Regions from separate parts of the Homo sapiens genome. Here region 1 is linked to region 2. Evidence: read pairs that join two places in POLR2A ChIA-PET (ENCODE). Cell type or tissue: MCF 10A. All regions are shown on one strand. Each heading gives the region's core, and the rest is flanking DNA. Links, peaks and the distances in the headings are about the cores only. Region 1 overlaps CMTM4 (CKLF like MARVEL transmembrane domain containing 4). Region 2 holds the start of CMTM4 (CKLF like MARVEL transmembrane domain containing 4).

What was found. ChIA-PET counts read pairs that join two places held together with the same protein. Peaks named below come from ENCODE experiments on the same cell type or tissue, not always from the same donor. Only the 100,000 strongest peaks of a DNase experiment are listed, where the experiment ranks them.
Region 1: POLR2A ChIA-PET joins it to region 2 with 5 read pairs; 6 of 35 experiments call an interaction of 5 or more read pairs at or near these places.

The regions. Positions count from the first base shown.
Region 1 is chr16:66,631,106-66,646,431 of GRCh38, forward strand. CMTM4 (CKLF like MARVEL transmembrane domain containing 4) reads right to left here. Exons shown (of 4, transcript NM_181521.3): 2 at 5,300-5,476. Among named protein-coding and RNA genes, the nearest start is that of CMTM3, 34 kb to the left of the region's middle. RefSeq lists a silencer at 12,627-12,805. In MCF 10A, for the core only: no CTCF peak of the experiment used is centred there; no DNase peak of the experiment used is centred there.
Region 2 is chr16:66,689,281-66,704,606 of GRCh38, forward strand. It overlaps CMTM4 (CKLF like MARVEL transmembrane domain containing 4), which reads right to left and starts at 7,463. Exons shown (of 4, transcript NM_181521.3): 1 at 7,060-7,463. The coding sequence starts at 7,245. RefSeq lists enhancers at 2,368-3,047, 3,048-3,727, 3,728-4,407, 6,666-7,505 and silencers at 6,976-7,265, 7,356-7,695, 7,936-7,995, 8,026-8,105. In MCF 10A, for the core only: a CTCF peak has its summit at 7,701; a DNase peak (open chromatin) is centred at 7,521.

The DNA.
Region 1 (15,326 bases), core at 5,482-9,481, 58 kb before region 2:
CACCCCATCTGGGAAGTGAGGAGCGTCTCTGCCCGGCAGCCACCCCGTCCGGGAGGGAGGTGGGGGTCAGCCCCCGCCCGGCCAGCCGCCCTGTCCGGGAGGGAGGTGGGGGGTCAGCCCCCCGCCCGGCCAGCCGCCCCGTCCAGGAGGGAGGTGGGGGGTCAGCCCCCCGCCCGGCCAGCCGCCCGGTCCGGGAGGGAGGTGGGGGGTCAGCCCCCGCCCGGCCAGCCGCCCCGTCCGGGAGGTGAGGGGCGCCTCTGCCCGGCCGCCCCTACTGGGAAGTGAGGAGCCCCTCTGCCCGGCCACCACCCCGTCAGGGAGGTGTACCCAACAGCTCATTGAGAACGGGCCATGATGACAATGGCAGTGTTGTGGAATAGAAAAGGGGGAAAGGTGGGGAAAAGACTGAGAAATCGGATGGTTGCTGTGTCTGTGTAGAAAGAAGTAGACTTGGGAGACTTTTCATTTTGTTCTGTACTAAGAAAAATTCTTCTGCCTTGGGATCCTGTTGATCTATGACCTTACCCCCAACCCTGTGCTCTCTGAAACATGTGCTGTGTCCACTCAGGGTTAAATGGATTAAGGGCGGTGCAAGATGTGCTTTGTTAAACAGATGCTTGAAGGCAACATGCTCCTTAAGAGTCATCACCACTCCCTAATCTCAAGTACCCAGGGACACAAACACTGCGGAAGGCCACAGGGTCCTCTGCGTAGGAAAACCAGAGACCTTTGTTCACTTGTGTATCTGCTGACCTTCCCTCCACTATTGTCCTATGACCCTGCCAAATCCCCCTCTGCGAGAAACACCCAAGAATGATCAATAAAAAAATAAAATAAAATAAAATAAAATAAAAAAACACAAGACGAGTCACGCCCTAGGGCTCAGGGCTCAGCCAGTGGCCCCTGTGGGTAACTGCCAACTGTTCTCAACCCACCACAGCACCCAGCCTGGGTTCTGAGATAGAGGCCTAAGAGGCCTCCAGGGCCACAGAGCCCACTAAGAAAGGGTGACCAAAGCGGAAGAAGAAAAACAGGACAGTGTGGGGGCCCAGGATGCAAGGTGAGAGAGTATGGCAGGAAGGACAGAGTGCCCCATAGCAGACACCACCAGGATGTTGAGTGGGGTGAGAACCCAAGAGCAACCAGAGGATCTAGGAACACGGAGGCCCCGTCCCAGGCTCCTGACCAGGGGACTTTCAATGCTGCCAGACTGGAGTGGGCTGAAGATGAATTGCGGAAGACCACCACATAGTCAGGATGGTGGACTGGGGGAAGGGGCAGGGGGTGTGTTTAGCTGGAAAATACACATGGGAAGCTTTTGGGGTGTTGACAATCTCCTATTTATTGACCCAGGTGGTGGCTGTATATTAAACTCCATATTTACTTTCATAATTTTTTCAGAATTTGACAATAAGAGATTAGAAAAGTGAGATTAGGAGAGGGGGAAGTAGAGAAGGCAAGTGCAGACCTCCTCTTCTGGGAAGTGGGGCTGAGCTGGCCCTGGGCTCTGGGGCCAGTTGAGTGGGAGCCACTGGCAGGCTTTTGGGATGGGGGAGGATCAGACACGCCTTTTAGATAGCGCCACATCCCAGAAGGGAAGGGGAGGAAAGGAGGAGCCCCGTGGCACTAATCAAAGTAAACAGGGGTGGAACATGTGAGTGTATGAGCTCCTAGGACACAGAGAAAAACAAATATCGCCAGGCACGGTGGGTCACGCCTGTAATCCCAGCACTTTGGGAGGCTGAGGCGGGCAGGTCACCTGAGGTTGGGAGTCCAAGACCAGTCTGACCAACATGGAGAAACCCCCTCTCTACTAAAAATACAAAAAAATTAGCCGGGTGTGGTGGCACATGCCTGTAATCCCAGCTACTCGGGAGGCTGAGGCAGGAGAATCGTTTGAACCTGGGAGGTGGAGGTTGCGTTGAGCCAAGATTGTGCCACTGCATTCCAGCCTGGGCAACAAGAGCGAAACTCCGTTTCAAAATATATATATATAAATATATATATATATAAATATATATATATAAATATATATATATATCAAAGTCCCACAATCCATCCAAAAATAAACCCAAACCAAAAACTTGACATTAACAGAATCATTCAAATTCCATCAAATTATGCTTGTAGAAAATTATGCACTGTCCTCCTTATTTATCATTTCTCATCCATATTTATGTCAACCTGGGCTCCTGGAATGACCTGTGTTTTTAAATCTATACCAATCACACCCTATTTTAACCATCAGGCTGGCTCTGCTGGAGACAAAAATACTCCCAATACTCCCACCACCTTGTTACAGAAACACAACACAGCCAAGGCCAACCCTTCTGTAGCGAGTTGATGAGCTGAGATCGGCCGTGAGGAGCTCACTTTTTCACCCCTCTCAGAGAACACTGGACATGAGCTGCCTTTAATAGATACCATCTTGGCAGGGTGCAGTGGCTCACGCCTGTAACCTCAGCACTTTGGGAGGCTGAGGTGGGCAGATCACCTAAGATCAGGAGTTGGAGAACAGTCTGGCCAACGTGGCGAAACCTCGTCTCTATTAAAAATACAAAAATTAGCTGGGCACGGTGGCACATGCCTGTAATCCCAGCTACTCAGGAGGCTGAGACAGGAAAATCACTTGAACCCGGGAGGCAAAGGTTGCAGTGAGCCGAGATCGCACCACTGCACTCCAGCCTGGGCGACAGAGCAAGACCCCATCTCAAAAAAAAAAAAAAAAGGTACCATCTCCTCAAGTTCATGTAAGGTATATGCCCTTTTGTTGGGCAAACACACAGCCTTTATCTGCTCCAAAAGAGTGGAAAGTCTAGAACGGATCCCAAAGAACAGGATCGTGTTCTCAAGTGACCACATCACCAACACCCAACCACAGGCCCAGGCCACCACCACCCAGAGGAAAAGAACGAGTATCAACTTCCCTGGGGAGAGATGCACCTCAACATGACCGGTGACATGGTAGTGTGGTAGTCAACAAGTGGAAAATCTTTCATGATTAAAATAGAAAAAGCAGAATTCCAGAAAGCTCACTAAATAGGTATTTCTGGGCTGGGTGTGGTGGCTCACACCTGTAATCCCAGCACTTTGGGAGGCTGAGGTGGGTGGATCACCTGAGGTCAGGTGTTTGAAACCAGCCTGGCCAAGATGGTGAAACCCCATCTCTACTAAAAATACAAAAATTAGCTGGGCATGGTGGTACATGCCCATAATCTCAGCTACTAGGGAGGGTGAGGCAGGAGAATCGCTTGAACCCGGGAGGCGGAGGTTTCATTGAGCCGAGATCACGCCACTGCACTCCAGCCTGGGCAACAGAGCAAGACTCTGTCTCAAAAAAACAAAAAAAAAAACCCAAAAACAACAAAAAGTAGGTATTTCTGGGGATAAACGCTGGTATAAATTAGTAAGAAATCTGAAGCATGAAGTCTTTTAACAGGTTAATGGCTGTCAGATAAATGGACAAAACAGAATTAAGGGGGTCAAGTCAAACCTGGTGGAAGTAAACAGGGGAACAGTGTGGGTAACATAACAGCAGCGTGCCAGGACACCTCTTACTCAGGTGAGATGAACATTGCTGCACTGGCCACAGCGCCCACTGGTTTGAGGCCTTACCAGATGCCTTTACACCCATTACCTCATTTTATACTTAAAAAAAAACCCTGCAAAAAAAAAAATTATTATCTCCACTTTACCAGTGCTGACACTTCACCAATGTAGGGCTCTCAGTGACTAGCCCAGGGTCATGCACAGCCTGTTTCAGCAGCTACCTTGGACTTGAACCCAGCTCGGTCTGTCTGACTCAATGCCTATAGTCTTAACCTTTCCAGCAGCTGCTTCTTTGTCAAACAGGTCCTCCCGCAGGGTTTCACAGCCCAGCCCCTTACTCAACAAGTATTTATTGACAGGCCTCAGGAACACTAGGCAAGTAGGATAGCAATGAACAAGATGCTGACCTTGACCTTGACCCTGCATCCATAGTATGAGCATTTTAACTGGGGGAGGTTTGCAAAGTTCTCTTAAACAGTCTACTACATGCTCTGTAAGCATTTTCTTATGGATAACATAAACCTCATTTTAAAAATAGTTGAGACATTACAACCTGTCACAAAAACTCAGACAAAATGCTTCTAGTTATCTTGAGGTTTTAGAGCTTAAATTTAAAATACCACCACATTTTTCTCAGCTTCCAGTGCTAAGACAAAAAACAGCTAAGTTTTCAACTGATATCTACTTTTCTAGATCAGCAACTCTCCTTTTTTCCTCCTTTAGGAGTCTGTGCTGGTTAGGACAACCCAGAGAGCACCTGTAAGGAGGACCTTCCCCACCCAGGGCACACCAGGAGAGCAGCCCTGACAGGGAGGTGGCAGCTCCAGCCTCCTCCTTGGGGCCCACACTTTCTCATGGGCCCAGCAGCAGCCAAACACAGACAGAGCCACGTGTGGCTTCTGTGTGGCTCCCAATCTCAGGCAAGGGTAGCTGGTCTGAGGCGCTCTCCTCCTGCTTCCCCCTCAGCAGCTGAGGTGCCCACGGCGTTCTCATCCCACAGGCACAGCAGTGTGAGGCAGCCGACTGTGCTTACGTGGATCTCCCTGACTGACTCCCTTTGAGCTCTTGCACATGCTAATTTGTAAATAAATATCAAGAAAACCAAATGATATTAAAATCCTCTTCTCATTCAGCACAGTAAGGACACAGTCTAGGAAAGGGGGTCTAGGACTGACCAGCCCTGTGCTTCCCATCTGATTAACAAGGGTGGCCAAACAGAGCTAAGAACCCAAACCATGGGGAGAAGGGGCAGGTTTCCACTCAAGACTTTCTGATCAAACCACCAAACCCCCCCAGGTCCTCCTAGTTGCTTTGAATTTAATAATATTCCTAGGCTCTGTAAGTTACTGGCATTTTCATTCATATTTTCAATTCTTCCAGAATCAATATTTTTATAAATGGCTTTTAGGTCCAGTCTGAAAAGTATGTAAATGTCTACACTGTATTTTATTTCCCATATTCTCCAAATATCAACATGACCAGTCTTCTCAGATGATTGCAAAATTGAAATGACATCTTTAAGGTGGCCAAAATAATTGTTATGATGTTTCTCCCATTAGTTAAGATTCAGTTTATTTTGTAGTTTTACTTAACCCAGTAAAGAAATTTAAAATTTCACAGTTGAATTATAATAGAATATTTAAGGATCAAAATGAACTAGAACCAAACATGACCTGGAGAGATTCCAGCTTTTCCTTGGAGCCAACAGGCACGTGATCCTTTCATGGCCAGAGTGGCCGCTTGTACTCACTGTCAGATTCCAGTTGATCTGGGGGATCCTCATGTGCAGGTTGAGACTGAACATAATCAGCAAGACGCCAGTCACCACAAACGCACTGCAGCTCACAAACTCAAAAAAGTAGAGGCCTTCACACGGGGAGCATGCCATGATGGTCTCTATGCAGATGAATGCAATCAGGGCCAAGATCTAGGAAGAAAATTGGAAACATATATGTACGTATATGTTTAGTATACATCTGCGGACATACGTACCTGCCATGCTTATATAACACTGAACAACAACATACTGCCACTGAGTTTTCCTCTGGGACAGCAGTGTAACTGTCGGAAATCAGACCTGCTTCAATTCTTACCTAAAGAATAGGTGCAGGGGTCTTAATGGAAGGATCAAATTACTAATGTAAACAGTGAAGGCCCCACCACATACACTGAAATCAATCTGGTGTGATGTGGCCCCCGGGTGTAAACTGCTGGCCCTTGGGAGGAAGCAGAAACATCTCTACAATGTTTCTAGGTCTTCTCCTGCCACCAATAAGTAAGTGGGTGTTGCCTATGTGTGTTTCTAATTCATGGTCTCTACCACAATTATCCCAAACACTGGGAGAGCAGAATTCTGATGGTGTCTGACTTGTGCCATCTGCAGTTACCTTGGTGGCTCCTGCTAAAGTCACACAGGTTAACTGGGACTCCTGACGGCTTTAAAACAATGATTGGTATAATCTCCTTTTCCCCCAATTAGGTGGGAACAAGAGGCGCACCTAATTAATTCATATGGTTTTAAAAAATATATTTTTTGAACTTGATCACAACAAGATGGCAGCTTATTAAAAAACATTAAGAAATCTACCAATAATAGAATAAATTTCTAGGCTGGGCACGGGGGCTCATGCCTGTAATCCCAGTACTTTGGGAGGCCAAGGTTGGCAGATCACCGGAGGTCTGGAGTTCAAGACCAGCCTGACCAACATGGAGAAACCCCCTCTCTACTAAAAATACAAAATCAGCCGGGTGTGGTGGCGCATGCTTGTAATCCCAGCTACTCAGGAGGCTGAGGCAGGAGAATCGCATGAACCTGGGAGGTAGAGGTTGCAGTAAGCTGAGATCGCGCCATTGCACTCTAGCCTGGGCAACAAGAACGAAATTCCATCTCAAAAAAAAAGAATAAATTTTTTTCTGAAGGACCAAAGTACCATTCTGGCAATATGTCCTAAGAGTTCATAGATCATAAAATCAAATAGATATTGATAGAAATTACCAAGTGAACTTTTAAAGGGGGATTTCAGGAGAAGGAGGAGGCCCAAAGGCGGAGTTAATGGCCCTGTGATCAAAGAAAGGTTTCGAGCACCTAAAGCCAGATCAGTCTCAGGCTCCCGCTCCGCCCAGTTCAGTGGCATCTGAAGCCTATGCCGCTGCTTCCAGGCTGGCCTCCACCTCAAAAGTCAAGGAAGCAGAGGCAGGCAGCTCTGTGGTCCTCTAGAGACTTGTCCTTTAGAGCTTGTGGGAAATGCAGAATCTCTGCTTCCTCCCCTTGAACTACAGAATCAGAATCTGCTTTCTGATGAGATCTTCAGATGATTAAAATGCCAGCAGCATCCAAGGCACGGGCTGTTCTGGGGCCTTTCTCCACCTGCTGAAAGTCCTACTCATGCTTTCCAATGCTCCACTTGATGATGCCGCCACCTCCTCCCCATGTCTTCCCTGACTGCTTCTCCCTGCCAGACATCAGCTTATCCCACCCTCTCCCAGGAAAGCTGGTTCATCTGTGATTGCATTCTATCCTTACCATCTTGCAGCCTCTGCCTCCGGAGCTTTTAGGGGGCAGGGTAGTCCATCCCCATCTACCCCCAAGGCACCAAGCACAGTAACTTTCACATAGCTGGCAGATGGGGGCTGAATGAGCCATTAGAAAACCCACATCTACAATTCCTGGTTGCCTGGTCAGTGTCTTCAGGCGAATGGAAGAGTGGTTCTGCCTTTCCCATTGTCAATACTTCTACACAGAACCTCTTTCCTAACAATATGTGGTCTTTTCTAAGTCAACACATTAAAGACATGGGTCTTCTTGGTCAAAGGATACAAAATTTCAGTTAGACAGGAAGAATAAGTTCAAGAGATCTATTGTACAACATGGTGACTTAGTCAACAACAATGTATTGCATTGTATTGTTGAGAGGAGATTTTAGGCTGGGTGTGGTGGCTCATGCCTGTAATCCCAGCACTTTGGGAGGCTGAGGCAGGTGGATCACCTGAGGTCAGGAGTTCGAGACCAGCCTGATTAACACGGTGAAACCCCGTCTCTACTAAAAATACAAAAATTAGATGGACATGGTGGTGGGCGCCTGTAATCCTAGCTACTTGGGAGGCTGAGGCAGGAGAATCACTTGAAACCCGGGAGGCGGAGGTTGCAGTGAGCTGAGATCGTGCCACTGCACTCTAGCCTGGGCGACAGAGTGAGACTCCATCTCAAAAAAAACAAAAACAAAAGCAAACAAACAAACAGAGTAGATTTTAAATGTTCTCACCACAAAAAAAAAAAACAAAGGTAAGTATGTGAGATAATGCACGTTACCTCACTGGATTGAGCCATTCCACATTGTATACACATTTAGAAACATCATGCTGTACACAGTAAATATAGAGATTTTTACTTGTCAATAACACAAAAGATATGGGTCTTTAAATATACACACTGTGCTTCTCCTAATAGCTCTTCTTATAATTCTCTACTGCACCATAGACTTTAATTCTCCATCTGAATTACATGCCTAACTTGCAATCAATTCACAAAAGAAATAGTTCACATAAGGGAAACTCCTAAACTTTCCCCTTTTTTTCACCCCAGTAATCAGATCTAGTAATCTTGGGCAAGAAATAACACACTGTACTGATGAGTTACAAATGTTTCTGGTATGCTAACTTCAACCATATTTGTGTGGGAAGGTAACACCTACATTCTTAAATATTAACATAAAAATGGCTTCACGGATATGCAAATCTAATAGACCATTTGTTGTGGCAGTGAACAAAACAGACAAAAACTCCTGCTCTTAGCTCACAGTCTAATAAAGGAGTTGTTTTTTTTTAAATTACATTTAAAAAGAGTGAGTTAGTGATAAGAACGAAGGAGAAAAATGGAAGCAGGGAAGGTGAACAAAGCATAGCTGGGGCAAAGGTGTTCGAAAGTTTAGACACAGAGACCAGGAAGAGTGGCTCATGCCTGTAATCCCTTTGGGAGTACAGCACTTCAGGAGGTTGAGGCGGGTGGATTGCTTGAGGCCAGGAGTTCCATACCAGCCTGGCCAACATGGCGAAATCCTGTCTCTACTAAAAATACAAAAAGTAGCTGGGCATGGTAGCACATGCCTGTAATCCCAGCACATCAAAAGGCTGAGGTGGGTGGATCGCTTGAGGCCAGGAATTCCAGACCAGCATGGCCAACATGACAAAACTTTGTCTCTACTAAAAATACAAAAATTAGCCAGATGTGGTGCTGCACACCTGTAATCCCAGCTACCAGGGAGGCTAATGCATGAGAATCCCTTGAACCTGGGAGGCGGAAGTTGCAGTGAGTGGAGACTGTGCCACTGCACTCCTGCTTGGGTGACAGAGTGAGACTCTAAAAAAATTTTAACATAAAATAAAGTTTAGGGCAGGCGCAGTGGCTCACAGCTGTAATCCCAGCACTATGGGAGGCCGAGGCGGGTGGATCACATGAGGTCAGGAGTTCGAGATCAGCCTGGCCAACATGGTGAAACCACTAACTGGGCATGGTGGCGCACGCCTGTAATCCCAGCTACTCCGGAGGCTGAAACAAGAGAACTGCTTGAGCCTGGGGGCGGAGGTTGCAGTGAGCTGAGATCGCGCCACTACACTGCACTCCAGCCTGGGTGATAGAGTGAGACTCTGTCTCAAAAAAAATAATAAAAATAAATAAAGTTTAGACAGAGTGTCCCTGGAGGGTGCTATTTGAGACAGAGTTGCCGAACATATAAGGGACAGCTGTCTGGAGAAAGAGCACTGGAGGCAGAGTGGGGAGCAAGGTGAGATCCCTGGGAAGGGGGTCAGGTGGCCCCTAGGGAGAATCACAGGAGGGAGGTCAGACCCAAAGAGCGCTTGGGTGCAGTGAGGTATGCGGCTCTCACTCTGAGTGTGATGGAAGCACCAGAGAGTGGCAGGATCTCCTTTGGGTCTTAAAAGGGCCACCAGCTACTTTGCGGAGAACAGACTACAGTGAGGACAAGGGCAGAAGCCAGGAGGAGAGTGACAAGACCCTTGCAACAATGAATAGGGCTGACCTATTACCTTGCAGAAATGACTTCACAGGTGTGTGACTGCACAGGCTCAGTCAGAAAAGTTAGCATGGTTCCTGCCTTGCTCTCTCTTAGACCACTCATGATGGGGAAAAACCAGCTGCCATGTCTTGAGGGTACTCAAGCAGCCCTATGGAGAGGTATAGGTGCCAAGAACTAAAGCCTCCTGCCAACAGCCATGTTGAACAAGCCGTCTTAGACATAGGTCCTCCAGCCCCAGGCAAGCCTTCAGATGACATAGCCCTAGCCAAAAGCTTGACTGCAACCTCCTGAGAGAACCAGAGCAAAGCCACCCCCCAAATTCCTGACACACAGAAATGAAAAGAAAAGAAAGATCTGATTCTTGTTTGTTTGCTTTTTTAAGACAGGGTCTTCCTCTGTCACCCAGGGGGTGCAGTGATGCAATCATAGCTCACTGCAACCTTGAACTCCTAGACTCAAGTGACCCTCCTACCTCAAACTTTCGAGTAGCTGGAACTACAGGGGCACACCACCATGCCCAGATAATTCTTTATTTTGTAGAGACAGGGTCTCACACAGGCTGGTCTCAAACTCCTGGCCTCAAGAGATCCTCCCGCCTCAGCCTCCCAAAGCACTGGGATTACTGGTCTCAGCCACTGTGGCCCGCCTAAGATGTCTTGTTTTAAGTCACAAAGTTTTAAGGTAATTAGTTATGCAGCAATAAATAATATATCAGGGAGGGAAAACTCTTGTTGTTATAAAACATTAATATTCTACTCATTACTCATTGATTACAGGTACATACAAATCAAACACCTTATAGGCACTTCTTGTTTTTTATCATTTAGTTCCCCAGTACAACCTTATGAGGTAGATATTAGCCCCATTTTACAGATAAGGAAATTAAGGTTCTGTGACATATAGATAGCAAGAAGCGGTGCCAGGATGTAATAGCCAAGATTTGATTCTCAGTCTCTCCAGTTCTTACTGCCCCACTATGTTATTTCCCTATTAGCTTCTCACCCATAAAATTATACCTGCCTCCTTTCCAAATCTCAAATGGTCACTGTGTTCAAAATCCAAACAAAAATATATGTAAAAGGGCTCTACAAATGACAAAATGCTATATACAAAATAAGAAAATAACATGTTATAACCTACACCTATTTAAACCATAAAATACCTATTATATATCTTATTTTCCAGCCCACTTTTTCTGCTAAATAGTGTTTCCACAGGTATGTCCACATATAGATGTTACTTTTAATAATTACATGTATTCATATGTAATTACATAGACAGATACATAAATACACACATATACACCTCTATACACAACCACAATTTAATTGATCCCCTATTGATAGGCATTTAGATGGTTTCTAATACTCTGCTGTTACAAGCAAAACATTTTTTTGTCTGACATTGGACACAGCAAAATGTCAACATTTTCTCTAGCACAGTGAAATCTAATCACTGCTGAAATAAAAACTACCTATTGACCAAGAAGGGCTCAGATAAAGTGATACTAGAAGCCAACAACTTCAAGGGAACCAAAGAGTCAAAAATAGTTCAACTTATAACAACCTTGAAGTGAGCAAATGTCACGTGAACAAATTATACAGAGATGTCCAAAAAGATGTATATAAGAAAAAACTTTTTTGTTTACTAATCATGCGATTATGGATGCCCTTGGAGAGAGTCCTTTCCAGGTGGCAACTACAAACTGACCAGAGTAAATATTTTAATATTTGATAAGTAAACTGGGCCAGGTACAGTGGCTCACACCTGTAATCCCAGCACTTTGGGAGGCCAAGGGAGTTGGATCACTTGAGGCCAGGAATTCCAGACCAGCCTGACCAACACAGTGAAACCCCTGTCTCTACTAAAAATACAAAAAATTAGCTGGGTGTGGTGGCACATGCCTGTAATCCCAGCTAGGCAGGAGGCTGAGGCATGAAAATCACTTGAACCCTGGAGGTAGAGTTTGCAATGAGCCGAGATCGCGCCACTGCACTCCAGCCTGGGTGACGAAGGGAGACTTCATCACCAAAACAAACAAACGAACAAACAAAACCAGAATTGATATTAACAGGTTGTCAGATTTCCACAACTGTGGCAAATTATGATTGGCAGCATCTAAAAGCAGGAAGAGAAGGAAAGAGAGAGGACTGGCTGATGAAGTTACCATAATAGTCATCCTTCCACTCTAACTTTCTGTCACAGCTTCTTGTGCCAGGCAATAATGAAATAGCAATTTTTGGTTTTGTTTCGTTTGTTGCCAGAGTCTCTGTCGCCCAGGCTGGAATGCAGTGGTGAGATCTTGGCAAGTGCAACCTCTGCTTCCCGGGTTCAAGTGATTGTCCTGCTTCAGCCTCCTGAGTAGCTGGGATTACAGGCACCTGCCACCAAGGCCGGCTAATTTTTGTACTTTTAGTAGAGACAGGGTTTCGTCATGTTGGTCAGGCTGGTCTCAAACTCCTGACCTCAAGTGATCCACCCACCTCAGCCCTGCAAAGTACTGGGATTACAGGCATGAGCCACTGCACCCAGCCACAGTGGGCATTTTTGGCATTCAGCTAACTGGAAGTTGAGTGAGGGATACATTAAATTTGGGTTTAGCTGCCGGTTCCACGTGTGGTTAAGCTACCGTAGCACTCCCAGTGGAGGAATGGCTTTCACATATGCTCTGACACCACTGCACAGGCTCATCTGACATTATGACAATGGAACAGACCCCAAACTTCATGAGATAAACTGTCCTATGATGACCAACTAGAAATATGTGGGTAGTAGAGGAGAAATAGGGTTTGAAACATACGGAGCCAGAAGCTTGTCTGTGGGAAATTCTTCAGATCATCAAATGCATAAAATTGTAAGTACAGAATTCTATTGTCATCAGTGCCTAAATGAGAGTTGTGTCTTATCAGGAAAATACTCAGTAATGTAGTGTATGCAACTATAAATGCACTAAACGTTTTCTCCCTTTTTTGATGGGAGCCACATGAAATAGAATTTATCAGAATTCCAGGGTGTGTAGGGCACAAAACTGTGGCAGTACTATAAACAGCAAGTACTTCTTATTTTTATTATTATTATTATTTTGATATGGAGTTTCGCTCTTGCAGCCCAGGCTGGAGTGCAATGGCATGATCTCGGCTCACCGCAACCTCTGCCTTCCGGGTTCAAGCGATTCTCCTGTCTCAGCCTCCCAAGTAGCTGGGATTACAGGTGCCCACCACCACACCCAGCTAGTTTTTGTATTTTTAGTAGAGACGGGGTTTCATCATGTTGGCCAGGCTGGTCTCAAACTCCTGACCCCAGGTGATCCACCCACCTTGGCCTCCCAAAGTGCTAGGATTACAGGTGTGAGCCACCGCCCCCGGCCAACAGCCAAGTACTTCTGTGCAGGAGTTTGGAGTTTTATGTCTCCCAATGTACCAGATCGCATCTTGATACAGCTGATGAATTTTAAATTGACAAAGTCTGACAATCCCAAATAAAATGGCACACAAAATTGCTTCCAACTCACTGAAACAGCATGAAGAAACAAGTGTTCAGTGACAAACTCCTACACATGTTCATCAATAAACCAGTGAATGGGGCCTCAGAACATATTGACCGTATAATGACATGACGTTGCTCGAAACAATGTAGTGGCAACCTAAAATCTGAACTGCACTTGTGTACACCGAAATGTCAGGTAGACTTTGTATACTTTTTCAGAATTACTGATCATACTGAAGTTCAAATCTACGAAGGATCTATTGCAGTGGAGGCCAAAACAAAAACAGAAAGAAAATGCTTTTTAAATTTGTAATTTATTGTTTCCTGTTGGATGTCAAAAGAAGGCCCCCCCTTTGTCATTTAGTGTGTTTCTTATTTTAAAACAATATTCACTATTGTACCTGTCTTGTGTTTTTGTCTTTCTTTTTCCAAAATCATGAGTCTTAAGCTCCTCAAAACCTGTACCTACTGCTAGGTTTGGACAATGAGGTGTGAGTGGGGTAGACCCCTGTCGTGACCCTTGGCAGCAGCCTTTTGGAACTACAGACAGTTCCACCATGCTCCTTCCCTGCCACAGCAGCCTGCAATGTTCCAGACCCAGGGCGGGGGAGGGGAATGACCAATAAACACATCAACAGATGCTCAACTTCACTTCCAACAAGAGAAATGCAAACTGAGGTACCCTTTTCATCTACTCGATTCATAAAAATTATAAAGTGATATCCCATACTGGTGAGAAAATGTCAAATCAGGCCATTTTCCACACTGATGGTGAGGGTACAGACCAGCATGGCATGCAGACAGTGATCTCCCAATCCTTGTCAAAATTGGCCGGGCACGGTGGCTCATGCCTGTAATCCCAGCACTTTGGGAGGCCAAGGTAGGCGGATCACCTGAGGTCAGGAGTTTGAGACCAGCCTGGCCAACATGGTGAAACCCAGTCTCTACTAAAAATACAAAAATTATCTGGGCATGGTGGCAGGCGCCTGTAATCCCAACTACTTGGGAGGCTGAGGCAAGAGAATCACTTGAACCTGGGAGGCGGAGGTTGCAGTGAACTGAGATTGCGTCACTGCACTCCAGCCTGGGCAACAAGAGCAAAACTCCATCTCAAAGAAAAAACATGGCCAGGCACAGTGGCTCACGCCTGCAATCCCAGCACTTTGGGAGGCCAAGGCGGGTGGATCATGAGGTCAGGAGTTTAAGACCAGCCTGGTCAAGATGGTGAAACCCTGTCTCTACTAAAAATACAAAAATTAGCCAGGCATGGTGGCGGGCACATATAATCCCAGCTACTCGGGAGGCTGAGGCAGAGAACTGCTTGAACCCGGGAGGCAGAGGTTGCAGTGAGCCAAGATTGCGCCACTGCATTCCAGCCTGGGCGACAGAGACTCCATCTCAAAAACAAAAAACAAAAAACTGTAACTGTGCACACCTTTAGACCCAGAAATTCTAGGACTATGTACCCTATGAATAAATGCACATGTATGACGCTGCACTGTGTGTCGTATTAAAAAGTAACCAGGCCGGCTGTGGTGGCTCACGCCTGTAATCCCAGCACTTTGGGAGGCTTAGGTAGCTGGATCACCTGAGGTCAGGAGTTCGAGACCAGCCTGACCTATATCGTGAAACCCTGTCTTTACTAAAAATACAAAAATTAGCCGAGTGTGGTGGTGGGCGCCTGTAATCACAGCTACTCGGGAGGCTGAGGCAGGAGAATCACTTGAACCCAGGAAGTGGAGGTCACAGTGAGCTGAGATTGCGCCACTGTACTCCAGCCTGGGCGACAGAGCGAGACTCTGTCTCAAAAACAAACAAACAAACAAACAAAGCAGGAGAGCCATGGTGAATAAACAACAGCACATCTACATACAGTAAGAAACACAAGGCAGAGAGATGGGGGATTCTGTGGACTGGCGGGGAAAGGGTCCAAGGGATACTTAGAGAAAGAACAGAGTACAGCACACAAGGCATAAAGTGACCCCATTTTTGGTGAAGAACAAAAAATAAGCATATTTGTGTTTACAAACACATTTATGTGCATTGAAGGATTTAAGCTAAACAGTAAAAAATCAATACCTCTCTATGGATTAGGATTAGGTGGGGAACAGGGGAATCACAGAGATTTTACCTTTTTTAATTAACACTCCTGTCGTGTTTGAATATGTAAGAAATATACATATTCATACATATATGTATTTATAATACATGCATATAATATATACACATATATGTACACATTGTATATAACTGCATGTA
Region 2 (15,326 bases), core at 5,732-9,731:
TAGATGCCCTTTTTCAGGTTGAAGAAGTTCCTTTCTCTTCCAAGTTTGCTGACAGCATTTATTATGGAAAAGTACTGAATTTTGTCAAAAGTTTTTTTTTTCTGCATCAAATGATAGAATCATGTGGCTTTGGGTTTTGTTTTGTTTTTGAGAAACGGTCTCACTCTGTTGCCCAGGCTGGAGTGTAGTGGCACGATCGCGGCTCACCGCAGCCTTGACCTCCTGGGCTCAAGCAATTCTCCCACCTTAGCCTACAGCTGGGACTACAGGCATGCACAACCATGTCATGCTAATTTTTGTATTTTTTGTAGAGAAGGGGATTCACCATGTTGCCCAGGCTGGTCTTGAACTCCTGGGCTCAAGCAATCCACCTGCCTCGGCCTCCCAAAGTGCTGGGACTACAGACATAAGCCACTGTGCCTGGCCTGTTATTTTAAGTTATTAATATGGTGTACACCTATAACATTTACTTTCAAAAACTGCACCAACCTTTTTGTTCCTGGGATAAATCAAATTGGTTTGGTGTATTATTCTTTCTCCATTATGCTGGGTTTTATTTTCTATATGGTATTTTGTTGAGGATTTCTGTGTCTGTGTTCATATAAGGAATATTGGTCTGTAGTATCATTTTCTTGAACTGTCTTTGTGTGGTTTTGTAAAACACATGTACGCTCTACATTTAACAACTTCTTTTGAGATCGTGGATTATAATTTCACTATTTTTAATCATCAAAAAAACTTAAGAGTAATTATAACTTTGCTTTTCTGCCAGAATTTATTTGACTCCAAGTCCTTGATCAGGAAGACAACTCCTAAAGATAACAATCTTCCTAAAGGAAAATGGGACTGTTTTACAAGGAGCCACAGAATGGTGGATCTGAGAATCCAACATAGAGAAACCCACTGCTTCATCTACCATTATGCGCTTGTATATGCATGACTTCAGGGATAAATGGGAGCCAGAAGTACAAAGGAATCTTCAGTAGTAAACAAAACGCAGAACCCTTCACGGTTTGACCAGGGTCATTGTGTGTCTGCCTGGTCATTTGACCAGCTCTTACGAATCAGGAACCCAGCTGAACCTCAGTTGAACCAGCCCCTCCAACAGAACTGAGGGGATTTGGGGCTGATAAGCTCAGTGCTATGTCTACAGCCAGTCATTTCTCAAAGTTGCAGCTTTGTAAATGTAGCTATATTTGTGTTGCATATGATTTCTATAATGTATTACTGCCCCACCCCTGCACATCCTCCAGAGAACAGTAACCAGCCAGGGATTGTGCTGACTGGCTTGAGATTTAAAAAACTAACAAGGTTTCCACCAAATAAAAGAGATGCCATTACCCACCCCTGAAGTGCAAATACTCACATTTGTTTTTGAGTTACGTAAGAAAGCAACTATCAAACATTAACCTCTTAATTCTTACAATTCCTAAAATGGTCAATTAGTCATTACTACCCATACTGTACAACTGAGGAACCCAGATTCGATGAGATTAAGAGACATCAAAATCAGCTGAGCTAAAATTTGCATTTAAACATTTCCAGGCCAGGCGCAGTGGCTCACACCTGTAATCCCAGCACTTTGGGAGACCAAAACAGCAGGATTGCTTGAGCTCAGGAGTTCGAGATTAGCCTCTAGTTTGAGGCAACATAGCAAGACCTCGTCTCTACAAAAATAAAAAAAAAAATAGCAGGGCATAGTGGCACATGCCTGTAGTCCTGGCTATTCAGGAGGCTGAGGCAGGAGGCTCCCTTGAGCCCAGAAGTTCGAGGTTACAGTGAGCTATGATCATGCCACTGCATTCCAGCCTGCAGTGACAGAACAAAAATCTGTCTTAAAAAAAAAATTCCTATTACCCATCTTTTGTTATTAAAAAGTCCTATACAAATACATTGTCAGAAAGTCATCTAGGCATGGGAAGGGCTCAAGAAAGGGATGTGGATCAGGTGCGGTGGCTCACGCCTGTAATCCCAGTTTGCGACCAACCTGGGCAACACAGTCTCATTAGACTGTCTTTATTCATTTAAAAAAAAAATTCACACAAGGAGGAAGAAGATAATTTAAATCAGTTGTTTAACCACACTAGACATTCTCCCCAACTAAGAGATACGTACAGGTTTCATTTTGAAAAGATATAGGCGGAGGTAAGTGACTCATGCCTGTAATCTCAGCACTTTGGGAAGCCGAAGAGGAAGGATTGCTTGAGCTCACGAGTTTGAAACCAACCTGGGCAACACAGGGAGACCCTATCTCTACAAAAAATTTAAAAATTAGCTAGGCATAGTGGCATACACCTGTAGTCCCAGCTAGTTGGAGGGCTGAGGTGGAAGGATCACCTGAGCCCAGGAGGTCGAGGCTGCAGTAACCTATGATTGTACCACTGCACTCCAGCCTGGGCACAGAGCAGGACCTTGTCTCAAAAAGAAAAAGAAAAGATAAAATCTATGCAACTGCACCGTTTAATTTTTTCATAATGTTTCAGATTAGCTTTAGTATCCAATCACATTCCATTAAAAATACCAATTTAACTTAAATCATAAGGAATTAAACTATCTTTAATTCAAACACATAATTATGTTTTTGGTGATATTTTCACACAGTTTCTTTAGAGACAGGCATTGTTAGCACTATGACAGCTAACATTTATTGCACATCAGTTAGATACCTAATACGGTAGGTACTAACTTACACATATTATTTCATTTTCTTAATCCTTTGAGGGAGGTATTGGCAGTCTCATTTTACCGAAAAATCTCAGCTTTAAGGTTGACTATTTATCGAAAGCTGGTTGCTAGCACCTGTGTGAGGTTTTGTTGTTTTTTTTTTTGAGATGGAGTCTTGCTCTGTCACTCAGGCTGGAATGCAAGGGCACAATCTCAGCTCACTGCAACCTCTGCCTCCCAGGTTCAAGCGCTTCTCCTGCCTCAGCCTCTGGAGTATCTGGGATTACAGGCACTCGCTATATGCCTGGCTAATTTTTTGTATTTTTGTAGAGATGTGGTTTCACCATGGTGGCCAGGCTAGTCTTGAACTCCTGACCTCAAGTGATCCAGCCACCTCGGACTCCCAAAGTGCTGGCATTACAGGCGTGAGCCCGGCCTGTTGCAAGGTTAACACTGAAAGGATATAGAAAGGTAAGTCTCAAACTTTAATGTACACGTGGATCACCTGGGGAATCTTGTTTAAATGCAGATGACTCAGAAGTTCTGGGGTAAGGCCACTGATTCTGCATTTCTAACAAGCCCTTAGGTGATGGCAATGCTGCTGGCCTAAGGCCAAACTTGGAATAGCAAGGATCTACAGGTTGCAATAGGCCACAAAAAACACCACCAAAAAGTCTACAGCCCAACGCAGGGGCTCACGCCTGTAACCCCAACACTTTGGGAGACCAAGATGGGCAGATCACTTGAGGTCAGGAGTTCAAGACCAGCCTGGCCAACATGGGGAAACCCCATCTCTACTAAAAAATAGAAAACTTAGCCGGGCGTGCTAGTGGGCGCCTGTAATCCCAGCTACCTGGGAGGCTGAGGCAGGAGAATCACTTGAACCTGGGAGGTGGAGGCTGCAGTGAGCCAAGATCTTGCCACTGCACTGCAGCCTGGGTGACAGAGCAAGACTCCATCTCAAAAAAAAAAAAAAATCTAAAAAAACTAAATTTATGGCCAGTCGCAGTAGCTCACGCCTATAATCCCAGCACTTTGGGAGACTGAGGCGGGTGGATCACCTAACGTCAGAAGTTTGAGACCAGCCTAGCCAACATGACGAAACCCCGTCTCCACTAAAAATACAAAAATTAGCCAGGCATGGTGGCAGGCGCCAGTAATCCCAGCTACTCGGGAGGCTGAGGCTGGAGAATTGCTTGAACCCAGGAGGCGGAGATTGCAGTTAGCTGAGATGGTGCCATTGCACTCCATCCTGGGCATCAAGAACAAAAGTCTAACACAAAGAAAAAAAAAACATACACACCACTAAATTTATTTTTAGACATGGGATCTTGCTACGTTGCCCAAGCTGGAGCACAGTGGCTACTCCGAGGCACCATAATAGCTCCCTGTGACCTTGAACTCCTAGGCTCAAGCAGTCCCCCCACCTCAGCTTCCTGATTTTTAAAAGTCAAATTTTTCTCCAAACCGCAGAGTTAGAACTTACTCATATTTCTTGATGGATTCTGAGTTTTGTAACATCTCAGAAGTATCTTCATAATGACTTCTTATTTTCTTTTCAGTTTAAATTTAGAGTCCAATTTCTTGGAGTTTTGTGGGATTTTCATCAAGGCTGGGAAGCCAACTACACCAAAACCATTTGAAGTTGCCATACCCTTCAAGCAGGTCCCTTTCCTTTACTCACCCACATATAACCTCTCAGAGTTTAAGTTCTAGAGATTAACAAACAACAGAGTTAGGCGAGATTCTGGGGGCTAGGCCCAAAAGTTCTTCCGGATGAAAAGTACAAATCTAGGCCAGGCGTGGTGGCTCACGTCTGTAATCCAGGCACATTGGGAGGCCGAGGCGGGCAGATGACCTGAGCTCAGGAGTTCGAGACCAGCCTGGGCAACATAGTGAAACCCCGTCTCTACCAAAAATACAAAAAATTAGCTGGGCATGGTGGTGTGCGTCTGTGGTCCCAGCTACTTGGGAGGCTGAGGTGGGTGGGTCTCTTGAGCCCAGGTGGCGGAGGTTGCAGTGAGCCAAGATTGTGCCACTGCACTCCAGCCTGGGTAACAGAGTTAGACCCAGTGTTTAAAAAAGAAAGAAAAAGAAAGAGTGAGAAGAAAGAGAGAGGGAGAGAGCGCGAGGGAGAGAAAGAGAAAAGAGAAAAGAAAAGAAAAAAAGAAAAGAACAACGCTACAACAAAACAGTACCTTACCAAAAAGTAATGATAAATGCCACAGGCTTCCATCCCTGGACTTAGGTGATAAACTCCTAGCAATGCAGTAATAACTAACAGTCTACAAACTAGATTTCAATTCTTTTACTAGATCCTTTTAGGGACAAGTTCTATTTACTTTCAAACTCCCACAGTGCAAACAAAGCAAGGTATTTGACCAAGCCCTGCTCTTTTCTTATTCATTTCTAATTATCTGTACGGGCTGCTGGCACCCCATACTCAAACATTGGCTAGCTGCCTCTTTTAAAAGGCAATTGCAGGCAGGGTGTGGTGGCTCACGCTTGTAATCCCAGCACTTTGGGAGGCCGAGGTGGGCGGATCATAAGGTAAGGAGTTCGAGACCAGCCTGGCCAGGCCAACACAGCAAAACCCCGTCTCTACTAAAATTACAAAAATTAGCTGGGCGTGGTGGTGGGCGCCTGTAATCCCAGCTACTCGGGAGGCTGAGGCAGGAGAATCGCTTGAACCCGGGAGGCAGAGGTGGCAGTGAGCCAAGATTGTGTCACTGCACTCCAGCCTGGGCGACAGAGCTAGACTCCATCTCAAAAAAAAAAAAAAAAAAAAAAGGCAATTGCACACCTCCCTTCACCTCCTACATTCTCTTTGCTAACAGCAACGCCAAACTAAAAACCAATGCATCTTTGAAAACATTCCAGTTTACCAGATAAGGTAAATTTAAAATTCTGAAGACAGATTATCTGATCCATTTTTCTTTCCATAAAGCCCTTCAAAAATACCCTCTGGCAGTCAGCAGAACAAGCCTTTCACCCAAGAGAGACATAAAATAGCCTATGATTCTGTCATTTACAAACGCCAGGACATTTATTTAAAGGGTATCCACACATTATATTATTCCCAAGGAATGCTTATGCACTCAAGTAGGAAAAGGAGGACCAGGCCTGGCACGGTGGCTCATGCCTGTAATCCCAGCACTTTGGGAAACCAAGGAGGGGTGATCGCTTGAGCCCAGTAGTTGGAGACCAGTCTGGGCAACATGGTGAAACCCCATCTCTACTAAAAATACAAAAATTAACCCGGCATGGTGGAACGTGCTTGTAGTCCCAGCTACTCGGGAAGCTGAGGTGAGAAGATCGCTTGAGCCTGGGAGGTCGAACCTGCAGTGAGCCACGATCGCACCAGTGCACTCCACCCTGGGCGACAGAGACCCGGTCTCAAAAAAGAGAGAGAGAGAGAACAAGAACAAGTGGCTTCTCTGGCTATGAGAAGTCTATAAAGTTTTGAGGCCGGTGGCCTCAGAAGGCCTACCTGTGACAGAGAATGTTGGGGGGACACACGGGTTTTTCTGAATTAGAGCATGCCCACAACAGAGCTAAGCAATTGCCCGCAGAGGCATGTTACAAAACCACAAAGCAGGAACAGAGCTGAGAGGCCCCTGCCCAGAACACCCTGGAAGCTAAAACACAGGACCCTGAGAAATGAGCTCTACTACAGACAAGTCCAACAGAAAGTTCTCTGTTTCTGCTACCTCCAAAACTGGCTGCCCTCCCAGATTTAACTCTGGGTACCAATTGGGCAGTGCCAGCCACCGTGCTGGGCGGTGGATTCCGGGATGCCAAGTCTGTCTTCTTGGTTAGAAGGACACAAACCTCTGCAGTGTAGAGAATTGTGGGCATATCTGGGCTCCTCCACTGCATCAGGGCTACCTGCCTCCATCCAGCAAATACTTACTAAGCGCCTACCATATACGCCTGGCACCCAGCTAGACATCAAGTGGGAACCAAACCACAGTCCCTCGTCTCCGCAGGCAGAAACAGGCACCGTCCGGAGGTTGCGCGGGCCGGGAAAACCTGCCACAGGTTGCTAAGACCAGCTGTACCCAGGAGACAGCAGGATTCCCAGCAGCACCCAGCCCAGTAACGCCACAGACTCCCGGGAGCGAGGGCGGAGCGGACAGGTAGGCCCGAAGGCAGGTGCTCAGGTAGGAGGCGCACACCTGAGGCTGCCGGCCTGGGAAGGGCAGGCTCTGGCCGAAGGCGGGGTCCCCAGAGAAGGCTGCAGAGTGGTCCCGGGACCCCACGAGGGAGAGGGGGCGCGAGGAGCGGGCTCCGGCCTGGGCAAGCGGGTACGCGGCGGAGGCCCCGCAGCGGGGCGGGGAGGGAGGCGTGCGGCTAGGCCGCCCTCGGGCACCTGGGGCCCCGCCCGGCACCTACCACTTGGGCGACCTTGAGGCGGCCGAGCGCGCCGCGCAGGTAGTCGGGGTCGCAGCGCAGGCCGGCCAGCCCGCGGCGCTGGCTCACCGGCTCGGTGGTGGGCTGGTACGGGCTGCTGGCGCCCGAGATCATGGAGGTGCTCGAGGCCTCGCCCTCGAAGCCGTCCAGCTCCTCGCCGCTCCGCATGCTGCCGCCCGGCCCGGGCCGCCTCGCGCGGCTGGCTCCCGGCGCCAGGAGCGGGCGGACTCAGCGGGGCCGCCGCATCGCCGCCGCCGCCGCCGCCGCCGCCGCCCGACTGACTGCCCGCGGCCCGCCCGCCGCCGCCGCCTCTCGCCCGCCGCCCGGCTGCGGCTGCGGCTCGGTCCGCTCGGGCTCGGCTCCCGCCGCCTCGGCAGCGGAAAGGGAGGGAGGTGGGAGCCAGGAGAGGGAAGGAGGCGGGAGCGGGCGCGCCGGGCCGGGAGAGGCGGAGCCAGGCCGCAGCCGGCCGCTCGGAGGCGCTCCGCGGCTCGAGCGAGGTGGAGGCGGCGGCGCCGCGGGCCTCGGGGAGGGGCGGGGCGAGGCGGGGCGCCGGCTCCTCAGGCCCCGCCCTGGCCCCGCCCCCACCTGCGCCTAGAGCCGGGGCGGGAGCCGCTGGTGGGCGCTGGCGATCCCGGCACGCGGGGCGATGGGGTTCAGGCAGCGGGGTCTTGGGGCTGAGGAAAGGGTCGAGGTGGACCTGGAGGCCATGGAGTTGCTTTCCCAGACGCTGCCTCAGGTTCTCCTTTGAAGAAAGTGGGGTCCTCGACGCATAGGGTGGGGAGCTTCTCGGTAAAGACAGAGACGGGCTGCGCCACCCGGGTGCCGGGAACGGTGCGTGGCCAGGGTGGGCTTGACTCAGACTATTGGGCCGACGAGAGGTGGGTAAGTGCCTGTGTTCTCACGCTGGGCGCCTGGAACAAACCGGTTCCGAGGCCAGGGGCGGGCGGGGCAGGGTGAGGAGCCGCCCCACTGCAGGTTGTCCCCGCCGGCCTGACCCAGGCGACTGACATGTTCCTCTCCTCTCAGCTGAAAAGCTTTGCTAGCTCTGTCTACGCATAAAGTAAGGTTAAACACAGATTTTGCCCCGAAGGGCATTAATTAGGGACCAATTTACAATTCAAGTGTGAAGGCTAATTTTAAGCTAAGTAAAACACTGACTAAGAAGTGTCGCTTTGATATTGAACCCTTCCACAACCACAAATACCGAGAGCTTGCCATGTTCTAGGCACTGAGCAAGGCGCTTGAAGAACGTATCGTTGTTATTTCTATTTTACAGAAGAAGAGACTAAGGCTGCAGACTGGAAGTAGCTTGTCCAAGGTCACACAGTTCATTGGTGGGCAGAGCCCAGGTTCCTACTTTTTCTTTTTTTAAAAAAAAGTTATTTATTATTTTCATCATCATTATTTTTGTAGAGATAGGGCCTCACTGTGTTGCCCAGGCTGATCTCGAACTCCCGGGCTCAGGGGATCCTCCTGCCTCAGCCTCCCAAATTGCTGGGATTACAGGTGTGACTGACCATGCCCAGCCCTCAACTTTTTCAAAGATAGGAAGGACAGTGACTCTAATACTGTTGTCCTTCTGTATGGGGGCAAGAGAGGGAGCTTGTTTTCAGGACCCCCTCAAATACCAAAATCTGAAGATGCTCTCAAATCCTTTATATAAAATGGTGTAGTATTTACATATAACCTACACACATCTTCTCGTATACTTTAAATAATTGTTCTACTGTATTACTTTTTATCTATATTTTTGTGTGTGCGTGTGTGTGTTGTTTGGGGGTTTTTTGTGTGTGTGTTTTCTGAGACAGAGTCTTGCTCATCACCCAGGCTGGAGCGCTGTGGTGAGATCTCTGCTTACAGCAACCTCCACCTCAAGCGATTCTCCCACCTCAGCCTCCCGAGCAGCTGGGACCACCACGCCCAGCTAATTTTGGCATTTTTAGTAGAGACAGGGTTTCACCATGTTGGCCAGGCAGATCTCAAACTACTGGCCTCAAGTGATCTACCCACCTCAGCCTCCCAAAGGGCTGGGATTACAGATGTGAGCCACCGTGCCCCACCTGTTTTTCTGTTTTGTTTTGTTTTGTTTGTTTTTAAAATAGACTTTTCACTCTGTCATCCAGGCTGGAGTACAGTGGTACAATCATAGCTCACTGTAACCTCGACCCCCTAGACTTAAGCAATCCTCCTGTCTCAGCCTTCTAAGTAACTGGGACTACAGGCATGCCACCACCATGCCTGGCTAAATTGTTTTTTCTTTCTTTTTTTTTGGAGATGGGGTCTCATTATGTTGCCCAGGCTGGTCTCAAACTTCTGGTCTCAGCAGTCCTCCCACTTCAGCCTCCCAAAGTGCTGGGATTACAGGCATGAGCCACCACATCCAGCTTATTTTTTATTGTTTTTTCCAAATAATTTTTTTTTTTGAGACGGAGTCTCATTCTGTCACCCAGTGGCATGATTGCTGCGCACTACAACCTCCACCTCCCAGGTTCAAGCAATTATTCATGCTTCAGCCTCCTGTGTAGCTGGGATTACAGGTACCGACTAACACGCCTGGCTAATTTTTGTGATTTTAGTAGAGACGGGGTTTTGCCATGTTGGCCAGGCTGGTCTTGAATTCCTGACCTCGAGTGATCTGCCCACCTTGGCCTCCCAAAGTGCTGTGATTACAGGCATAAGCCACTGTGCCCAGCCTATTTTATTCCAAATTTTTTTTTATCAGCAGTTGGTTGAATCCATAGCTGCAGAAACCACAGATATAGAGGACTGACCCTAAATCAACAAATATTTATTGGGCACTTACTATGGATTAAGCAATATACTAAGAACTTGAGATAGACAATGGTGCTAGACGGTGGTGACATTGAGTGGTTGGATGTAGACTCTTGCCTCTGCTTTCTCCCAAAATCCCAGTGAAATGACAGTTACAGGGATTTTTTTGAGGGGGTGGGGTTGGGCATTAAACTGTTGGGATAAAGAATGGCAAAGGAGGCAGGGCACCATGGTGCATGCCTGTAATCCTAGCACTTTGGGAGGCTGAGGTGGCAGTTCACTTGAGGTCAAGAGTTCAAAACCAGCCTGGCCAACATGTTGAAACCTTGTCTCTACTAAAAATAAAAAAAAAAAAAAAAAAAAAAAAATTAGCCATACATGGTGGCGAGCGCCTGTAATCCCAGCTACTCGGGAGGCTGAGGCAGGAGAATCACTTGAACCTGGGAGGTGGAGGTTGCAGTGAGCTGAGATCACCCCACTGTACTCCAGCCTGGGCTACCAAAAAAAAAAAAAATGGAATGGGAAAGGAGACAATGGCAACAAAATGTTGGAAGCTGGGAAGCAAATGGGCAACTGTAACTTAGCAGATCCAAGAAAGCCAAACCCTAAACTGGCAGGGGAAAGGCTGAAATATTATGCAGCACAGGTTATATCACAGAACAAAAGGCTCAGGAATGGGCAGCACCAAGTAAGTGTAGAGTTAGGGGGTGAAGGCAGGAGTAATAAACAAGAAGAGCAAGTGAAAGTCTTTTAAAGAAGCAAGTGGATCCCTAGATCCCTTTTCACACCCATCCCCCAAGACTGGAGCTTTGTTCTCTGGAGAGGGTGAAACAGAAGGCCTCTTAGTTAGAGATCACTAGGCACAGTTCAGGGAAGGAATACTGTACTAAAAACAGGTGGAGTAAGTGAAAGTTTGCTTAATGAATGAGACCCCCAGACATCCTTCCCGAGATCATGGTAGCCAAGACCTCACATTCTCTCTGGAAAACATGATTAGCACAAGAAGAAAGACCCAAAGATCCTGACAATGGAAGTACCCCAAAGTGGAGCCCAGCCAGATCACCCAACACAGAATCCCACAGTTGAGACTTCTCACCTACAGGCACAGAGCTTCCAATGAGCTTTTGAGGACTCTACTTTGAAATATAAATGACAACTAAGAGTCACCAAACATTTGAGGAAAGCCTATAACATAACAGAGGTCAAAACGAAGAAAAAGATATGTCATTAAATGTTTACAATGGTATATATATGTGTGTTCATATATATACCATTTTATACACATGTATATATCAGTATTCTCAGGTAAACTGAGAAGATACTGTAACCATAAAAAGTTTAGAATAAGGCTGGGCATGGTGGCACATGCCTGTAATCCCAGCACTTTGGGAAGCCGAGGTGGGTGGATCATTTACAGTCAGGAGTTCGAGACCAGCCTGGCCAACATGGTGAAACTCCATCTGTACTAAAAAAACAAAAATTAGCCCAGAGTGGTGGTGCATGTCTGTAGTCCCAGCTACTCAGGAGGCTGAGGCAGGAGAATCGCTTAAGCCCGGGAGGCAGAGGTGGCAGTGAGCCAAGATTGTGCCACTGCACTCCAGCCTGAGTGACAGAGCAAGACTCTGTCTCAAAAAAAAAAAAAAAAAAGTTTAGAATAAGGCTGAGTGAGGTGGCTCACGCCTGTAATCCCAGCGTTTTGGGAGGCTGAGGTGGGCAGATGGCTTGAGCCCAGGAGTTCGAGACCAGCCTGAGCAACATAGCAAGACCCCATCTCTATTAAAAAAAAAAAAAAAAAAAAAGTTTAGAATAAGATGTTACCAAAAAGGAATATTCAGAGAAAAAAAAAAACCTCTTAGACAAGCACATGAAAATATGCTCAATGTTATTAGTTGAAGGAAATTAGGGAAATGCAAATCAAAACCACTTCATAACTGCCAGGATAGCTATAATAAGAACAACAGGAAATTACAAGTGTTGGTGAGGATGTGGAGAAACTGGAACCCTCATACATTGATGGTAAGAATGTAAATGGTGTAACTGCTGGGTTGAAAGTTTGGCAGTTCTTCAAACAGTTACATAGAATTACTATATGACCCAGTAATTCCACTCCTGCGTATATACCCAAAAGAACTGATAATGGGTGGCCAGGCACAGTGGCTCATGCCTGTTATCCCAGCACTTTGGGCGGCCAAGGCAGGTAGATTGCTTAAGTCCAGGAATTCAAGACCAGCCTGGGCAATATGGCAAGACCCCATCTCTACAAAAAATACAAAAAACTAGCTGGGTGTGGTGACACATGCCTGTAGTTCCAGCTGCTTGGGAGGCTCAGGTGGGAGGATTGCTTGAACCTGGGAGAGGAAGGTTGCAGTGAGCTGAGATTGTACCACCGCACTCCAACCTGGGTGACAGAGTGATACCCTTTCTCAAAAACAGAAAAAAGAAAAAAAGAAAATAAAAGAAAGAAAAAAATTGATAATAGGTGCTGAAACAAAAACTTGTATGAGACATGCCAGACTCCATGATACAGGCCTGTAGTCCTAGCTACTCAGAAGCCTGAGGCAGGAAGAACACTTGAGCCCAGGAATTCAAGGCTGTAGTTTGCTATGATTGCACCTATGAGTAACTACAAACTCCAGCCTGGTAACACAGCAAGACACCATCTAAACAAACAAACAAACGAAACCTTATTTTTATGCCCTTATATAAAAAGAAACACAAAAAAACCTTCTTCATGAAGGTTTGTAGCAGCACTGTCCACAGTAGCCAAAAAGTAAGCACAAGCCAAGTGTCCTCCATTACCCCATGAAACAGGAGTTCGAGACCAGCCTGGCCAACATGGTGAAAACCCATCTCTACTAAAAATACAAAAATTAGCCAAGCATGGTGATGGGCGCCTGTAATCCCAGCTACTCGGGAGGCTGGGCAGGAGAAAAGCTTGAACCAGGGAGGCTGAGGTTGCAGTGAGCCGAGATCATGCCACGGCACTCCAGCCTAGGCAACAGAGTGAGACTCTGTCTCCAAAAAAAAGAAAAAAAGAATGTGTTTGAGGGCCAGGCATGTTGCTCATGCCTGTAATCTTAGCGCTTTAGGAGGCCAAGGCGGGTGGATCACCTGAGGTCAGGAGTTTGAGACCAGCCTGGCCAACGTGGCCAAACTCCATCTCTACTAAAAATACAAAAATTAGCTGGGCGTGGTGGTGTGCCCCTGTAATCCCAGCTACTCAGGAGGCTGAGACAGAAGAATTGCTTGAACCTGGGAGGTGGAGGTTGCAGTGAGCTGAGATCGTGCTACCCTGGGTGACAGAGCGAGACTCCATCTCAAAACAAAAAAAATGTGTTTGAGGCCCAGTATGGTGCCTCACGCTTATGATCCCAACATTTTGGGAGAAGCCGAGGAGATGATCGAATCACTTGAACTCAGGGTTTCAAGAACAGCCTGGGCAACATGGTGAGACCCTGTCTCTACAAAAAAATGAGCCGTGTGTAGTGGCGCACCTCTGTAGTCCCAGCTACTTGGGAGGCTGAGGTGGGAGAATCACCTGACCTCCAGAAGTCAAGACTGCAGTGAGCCATGATCATACCACTGCACTTCAACCTGGCCAACAGAGTGAGACCCTGTCTCAAAAAAAAGAAAGATTTTTTAAAAAACAAACTTTGCGGCTGGGCACAGTGGCTCACGCCTGTAATCCCAGCACTTTGGGAGGCCGAGGTGGGTGGATCACGAGGTCAGGAAATCAAGACCATCCTGGCTAGCACAGTGAAACCCCGTCTCTACTAAAAATACAAAAATTAGCGGGGCATGGTGGCGGGCACCTGTAGTCCCAGCTACTTGGGAAGCTGAGGCAGGAGAATGGCGGGTGAACCCAGGAGGAGGAGCTTGCAGTAAGCCAAGGTTGCGCCACTGCACTCCAGCCTGGGCGACAGAGCGAGACTCCGTCTGAAAAAAAACAAAAACAAACAAAAAAAAAAACTTGGCATTTGTTGGGACGGATAGTCCCTGCCAGCGGGGACATGGAGAGCCAGTATTGAAACCAGTAAGTGCAATGGAATATGTGCTGAGTGTTGTTGGGGGAAGGAGGGTGTTCATGACAGTAGGGACATTTCCAGCAAAAAGATTTAATTGAGTCTGTGGGTCAGAATTTCAGCTGAGATCTGAAATACAAACAGCAGTTATCTAAGCAAAAGGGTTGGGGGAAAATACTGCGGGCAGAGGGAACAGCATGTGCCAAGGCCCAGAGACAAGCACCAGCAAGGCGCACTGAAGAGAAAGGAGTGCAGAATTCAAGTGTGGGAAACTGGCAGAGGAGACCTGAAGCTGAAAGGCAGCTGAAGCTGAAAGGACCTCATGGTCCACAGAAGAGGGTAGGTTCCACACAGGAGAGGGCTAAGCCTGAGAGTGGCCCAACAAGGCCTGCCTTGAAGGGTGCTCTCTCTGGCTTCAGTGCAGTGATGGATTGAGCAGAGGCAACAGTGGAGGCTGTCCTCCAGTACTTATTAAACTGTTTCCCGTTCCTGGACACTAGCCTAAGTTTATTTTTAGTTCTAGGGACAGACTCAAAATTTTCACTTCTGGTTTTTAAAAGAAGTTTGCAGACTTCCAAAGGGTGTTGTTGGGAATCCCACACGGATCCTTAAATAGTAGACAAAACCTGGTATCGTGGTGCCTTCCTTGCCGTTGGATTGTAATACATCATGAGTCCCTGGGTGTAGCTGTGCCTCCGGGTGTCTACGGGTGCTGAAGACAAAATGAAGACGACACAGAAACAGACAGCCCTTGGCCAGGTCCCTGGGTTCCAGGGTCTAGTCCCCATATCCAAGCTGACTCAGGACAACCAGACTCAGAAGAGACTGATGAATAAGCCAGATGCTACTTTGTTAATTACTGCCGGAGGATAGACTCTGCCAGAGTGCTGATTCTTATCTCAGACCCTATGCTGGAAGAGCTTCTCAGGGCAGCCAGCTGATGTGGAAGGACATGCCTGGGCCTCAGGAGGCTTAGGCTGCTGCCCAGGGTCTTTTACAACAGCGTCTTTCTCACCCCAGGCAGTGCTTAGGCACTAGCAAGTTCCTTATCATTGACCCTTTTCTCTACACAGTCAGCACCTGTGTGTTCAGAACATGCTCATGTTTAGCATCTTTAGGTAGGGGCTAGTCCCCGGGATACCTTGGTTCACCTGGATCAGGTTTGTCCCTCAGTGTCTCATTTAGTCCTGGGCTTGAGGGCAACTACCTCCAAGTCTGGAGACCACTAACTGTACCCTCCTACACACACACACACACACACACACACACACACACACACACACTCACACTCTGACTTCCCTGAGCATCAGGACTCATGGAGAGTCCTAACCTCAAAAGCATTGGTCTAGACTGGGTGCAGTGGCTCATGCCTATAATCCCAATTCTTTGCAGGGCTGAGATGGGAGGATCACTTGAGGCCAGGAGTTCAAGACCAGCCTGGGCAACATAGCAAGA